2 separate regions of the Mus musculus genome follow, and region 1 is linked to region 2. The links are chromatin loops, found by intact Hi-C in ENCODE. Cell type or tissue: gastrocnemius. All regions are shown on one strand. Region 1 has its middle 29 kb from the start of A1bg. Region 2 holds the start of 9930014A18Rik (RIKEN cDNA 9930014A18 gene).

Evidence for each region. Peaks named below come from ENCODE experiments on the same cell type or tissue, not always from the same donor. Only the 100,000 strongest peaks of a DNase experiment are listed, where the experiment ranks them.
Region 1: a loop joins it to region 2, with 2.9 times the contacts of the local background. A loop is called at or near these places in 5 of 42 quality-filtered maps.

The regions. Positions count from the first base shown.
Region 1 is chr15:60,891,461-60,893,960 of GRCm38, reverse strand. No RefSeq gene overlaps it. Among named protein-coding and RNA genes, the nearest start is that of A1bg, 29 kb to the left of the region's middle. In gastrocnemius, no CTCF peak of the experiment used is centred here; no DNase peak of the experiment used is centred here; H3K4me3 peaks cover 1,022 bases; H3K27ac peaks cover 1,671 bases.
Region 2 is chr15:60,821,688-60,824,187 of GRCm38, reverse strand. It overlaps Lratd2 (LRAT domain containing 1), which reads left to right. Exons shown (of 2, transcript NM_001162926.1): 2 at 197-2,500. The coding sequence starts at 293. The coding sequence ends at 1,225. 9930014A18Rik (RIKEN cDNA 9930014A18 gene) reads right to left here and starts at 1,223. Exons shown (of 3, transcript NR_030696.1): 1 at 1-1,223. In gastrocnemius, a CTCF peak has its summit at 1,091; DNase peaks (open chromatin) are centred at 387, 1,022, 1,642, 2,008 and 1 more place; H3K4me3 peaks cover 2,500 bases; H3K27ac peaks cover 2,405 bases.

The sequences.
Region 1 (2,500 bases), 70 kb before region 2:
AAATATCTTTGAAGAAGTGAATCAATTAATGATTATTCATGAATAAGTGAAATCTCATCCATTTCTATTACTTCAAGAAAAATTACTCAGGTGCTCTAATGTTTTTATTACCTTCACAGAGAAGAATCTAGTCTAGTTATCTGTCCTAGGGTTTAATCTAGAATACTTATCTAATTCTAAACCAGTTAGAACATTCTCATACCCAAATACTAAGTCAATTTCTTTCTAATGTGAAAACATTCCTTTCATAGTAGAAGATATTTCTGACTATCCACTATCCACTCCTACACACTTAAGCCTGTAAGTTTACAACACACACACACACACACACACACACACACACACACACACACACACATACACACACACACACACACACACACACACACACACACACACACACACACACTTGATCTTCTACCTTTGTATACAGGGGAATGCCAAAGCCAAGAAGTAGGAGTGGGTGGGTAAGGGAGCAGGGCGGGGACCGGGGGAATAGGGAACTTTTGGGATAGCATTTGAAATGTAAATAAAGAAAATATTTAATAAAAAAAGAAAAGAAAAAGAAAAAGGAAAAGAAAAGGGAAAAGAAAAAGAAAAGGAAAACAGAGGTTTGTCCACACCTGCCACCGGAGAGCCTCCATGGGTTCCAACCGTGATTTTGTTTTGTTTTCATGCTTTTTCCGATGCCTGCCTGTTCACCAGTGTTCTTCCTGCTGCATAAGCTTAAAATAGAGCTCAACCTCTGACCAGCTAAGCTGCCTCCAAATAGCCTCAGAAACCTCAGCTTGACCTAGAAAGTTTTGTGTGACATCACTGGCCCTTAAATAAACAAAACACTTTTCCTGTCATCAACACTGTCTGAAATGCTACCATGCTTTGGATTTTTGTTTTCATTTATGTGACAAGTGCTTTAATAGATATTTCCCAATGGGTGGTATTCAAGAATCAAGTTCATTTTTTTTTCCTTCTCCTCACACCCTAGTTCCTCTGAGAGGTACTCACAAGAGCTACATGTCGTAGCCTCTTTCCACAAGGTGCTTGCTCTTCTTCCTTTTCCCACTATTGCCTCTGAGCACTGAGGTCGGGGAGGGCAGAGCTGGGACCCTTTCACTTAGGCCTGGATCCTTGCAAACTATTCCAGCTGCATGCTTTTCTGCCAGGAATCACCCTCCTCCTACCTTGTTGACACTGCTTAAAATCTGTTCTCTCTAAGAGAGAGTGAGCTTCCTAGAGTATGTCTTGGGATTGTTTTGCTCAACATCTGTTTCATGGACCTCAGCCTATTACCCAGGTGCTTTATTCATAGGCATATAATGAATATTTGTCAACTGCAGGAGAGAAAAAAATCTAGTTTGACTGAGTTATACAATCAGTGCCAAACTGTTACACCCTCAGCCTGAGCACATGCCAAGGACACGGGGGGGGGGGGGGGGGTGTGCAGATTTGTCCCTAAATTTGGACACTAACATAAACAAATATGCTTATGTTATGGTACATGAATATATTATACAATTCAAAAACTTTACATTTAAACCATGACAAATTCCGAATAAAAAAAATATAGCCAAAGTTATATTAGCCAAAAATTAAACCTGTGTTTTCTGAAGCTTTAAGTTAGACCTTTACCCATGCGTTTTAAAATATACTTCCCATGTACTATCTGTGCTGTGGTTACCAATTCCCAACTGAACAAATTCCAATAAAAAGCTGAATATTTAAAGTCCAAAGATAAACCCACAACCGTGGCTTAACAAACAAATGAAAAAAGGAGAAATTCTAGCTGGACTTATCTTGACTAAAATTAGCAGTGCTGTAGTGTTGCATCGGAGCTGCCCAGAGAAACTTCTAGTGTCTCTCTCAGCTGACAGTTTCCTTGTCAGCATCAATGAGTTTAACACTATTCAACTGTCAGATGGACATTTCAAAAGTACATTTCTTTGTAGTATTTTAAGTAATCAAAATCATTTTCCCCCCAGAAATAATATTGTAAATGGGCAAAAGTTCTCCTGGCTGGTTCAGGAAAGCCAGCTTATTCTCTAGTGTACTAGAAATACATTTGCAATTACAAAAGTAGGGAAAAAAATCATTCCAAGTTCATTTAAATGCCAAACATATAAAACATAGCAAGATATAACAAAAAGTCACTCTTTTTTTTTTCAGGCCCAATGCTTGCTACACAAATTGAAAATGAAGAAAATTAGCAATGTGCCATAGTATGGACTGCAAAAAAGAAAGGTGAGGCATGGAACTATTCTCTGACATTCCTCCACCTCTTCTCCTTAAGAAGGAGAAGCTAAGCATGAAGTGTAGCTGGATACAAGGGCAAACAGAAGACTTGTTCTCACAGTCCCTGTGCATCTAGATAAGATTACATTTTCAGTCAATGTGGTACATACAGAAATAAGAAACAATGCATGAAACATACAGATCATATCCCTTATGGCACAAGCTCACTTTCTTAAATTGACTAGGATGTGCAACTACCAAGGAAGAGTCA
Region 2 (2,500 bases):
GGAAGGGGAAAGCTGGAGTGGCCATGTCTCCAGTGATCGTGACCTTAGTGGTGTAGAAACGCGAGGAAGCACGTCCCCCAGACTTCTCCTAAAATGGCTCCAGGTGCTCGGGCCCCTACCGGTTCTTTTTCAAGAAACAAACGTCTTTTTCTGGAGTGGCACCTACAAACATCTCCCTCGTCTTCTCTTCCAACAGGTGGCTTTAGCCCCTGCCCGGGCACCAGTGCCAATGACTCTGACGGTGGTTTCGCTTTCTCCTCTTGAAGTCTTGTGAACGAGAGTCCACAGCGTAATGGGCAACCAGGTGGAAAAACTGACCCACCTAAGTTATAAGGAAGTTCCCACGGCCGACCCGACCGGCGTGGATCGAGACGATGGGCCCCGCATCGGAGTCTCTTATATTTTCTCCAATGACGACGAGGATGTGGAACCTCAGCCACCGCCCCAGGGGCTTGATGGCGGAGCTTTGTCCGACTCCGGGGATCGGCCTCCCCTGCCCCCGCCGCAGCCCTACGACCCGCGGCAGCACGAGGTGGAATGCTCGGTGTTTTATCGTGATGAGTGCATCTATCAGAAAAGCTTCGCGCCAGGATCGGCGGCTCTGAGCACCTACACACCGGAGAACTTGCTCAACAAGTGCAGTCCGGGTGACCTGGTGGAGTTTGTATCGCAGGCTCAATACCCGCACTGGGCTGTCTACGTGGGCAATTTCCAGGTGGTGCATTTGCACCGGCTGGAGGTGAGCAACAGCTTCCTGACCGATGCGAGCCAGGGCCGGCGCGGCCGCGTGGTCAACGATCTGTATCGCTACAAGCCACTGAGCCCTAGCGCTGTAGTGCGCAACGCGCTGGCCCACGTGGGCGCCAAGGAGCGCGAGCTCAGCTGGCGCAACTCCGAGAGCTTTGCGGCCTGGTGCCGCTATGGCAAACGCGAGTTCAAGATCGGTGGCGAGCTGCGCATCGGCAAGCAGCCCTACCGTTTGCAGATTCAGCTCTCGGCTCAGCGCAGCCACACTCTCGAGTTCCAGAGCCTGGAGGACTTGATCATGGAGAAGCGGCGCAACGACCAGATCGGACGCGCGGCGGTGCTACAGGAGCTCGCCACGCACCTGCACCCGGCTGAGCCGGATGAGGGCGACAGCGACGCGACTCGGACTACACCGTCCCCCCTGCGTCCCCCAGCATCGGGCTCCGAGGAGGAGAACGGAGACTCGGTCGTGCACTGATACTTGAACTGGGCTCAGAGCTACAAAAGGAAGCTGTTTGCTGCAGCCACGCCCTCTTCCTCCCGCTCTTCTCCCCCCCCCAACACTTGGGCCCCATTTAGTATTCCTGGGCCTTTTGGAAAAAGCGGAGTTGGTGAAATGTACTGCAGGCTTTGGACAGGGGAGGAGGAAGGGGACTTAGGGAGCAGGTAGGATTGGCTGGTGGGTGGCCATGGGATGCTTTTTCTTCAGGCCCTCTCAGTCCACCTTCCTTTCCCAGGTGGGGTAAAGTGGGAACTTGCTTGCGGCTTCAACCCTATCAGATCTGGGACCAAATTTAACCCTTCGTATACAAGCAGGCTTGGGGGAAATCTCAGAGCACATTTGCCCTGCATTCTGTCTCTCTGGATCCCTCACTACACTCAGCTTGGAGGATGCAGGGTACAAAGGCCGGAGAGGATTGGGGAGGAGCCGCTTCGGGTCTGCTGGGAGAACTGCTTATCTGCTTCCCCCGCTGAGCTGTGCTTGGGATCCTAGAAGCTGGAGTGATTTATTTTTATGGGATTCCCGGGGCACAAGGCTGCTGAAACTACAAGATCTGGGATCAGCAGACCAAAACCAAACAGCCCCGTATTAAGTGCAGCAAATACTTTAGCAAACTCAGGCTACAGGCTACAAAAGGATTTCACTACCTCCCCCTCCCTATCCCCAAGTACCTCCTCTTGGGAAGCTGGCTCTAAGCGGAGTCTTTGGCTTAGACTCCAATTCCTTCCCCCGGTTACAAGTAAATCATTGTCAAGGGCCAGCCAGGGAAAGGATTCAATTAAGGTGCCATTCTGCCTCCTGTGTTTTTGGCCTGCTGTTGTGGACTCTTAGAGCTATGGTGTTGTTATCAGGGGAGGCAATAGCCCTTTGTGTCTCTGATCTAATTAAACCTGTTTGGCGTGTTCATCTGCAGGTCACAGATGGGGTTGGCTTGTGCCACCCCATAAAGTATCCTCTAGGGAATCAACCAGTGCTACCCTGGAAAGAATTAAATCTCTCCTTGTCCCCTTGCTAAGTGGTGAAAGTAACCCTTTAAAAACCAAGCTGGACCTAGGGTTCGTTTTGCTTTTTGTTTTTCTCTCCCTGGTCTCCCTTCCTCGACAGACAGTTGCTGTGGTAGGGTGAGGGTTACTTTGCCATCCATGATGGGTGAAGTTTAAAGTACAAAGTCTTGTCATATGTACCCAATTTCTTTGTGGCTTGGAGAACATCCGATTCAGAACCCTTTACTAAGGGTGGTGGCATCAGACA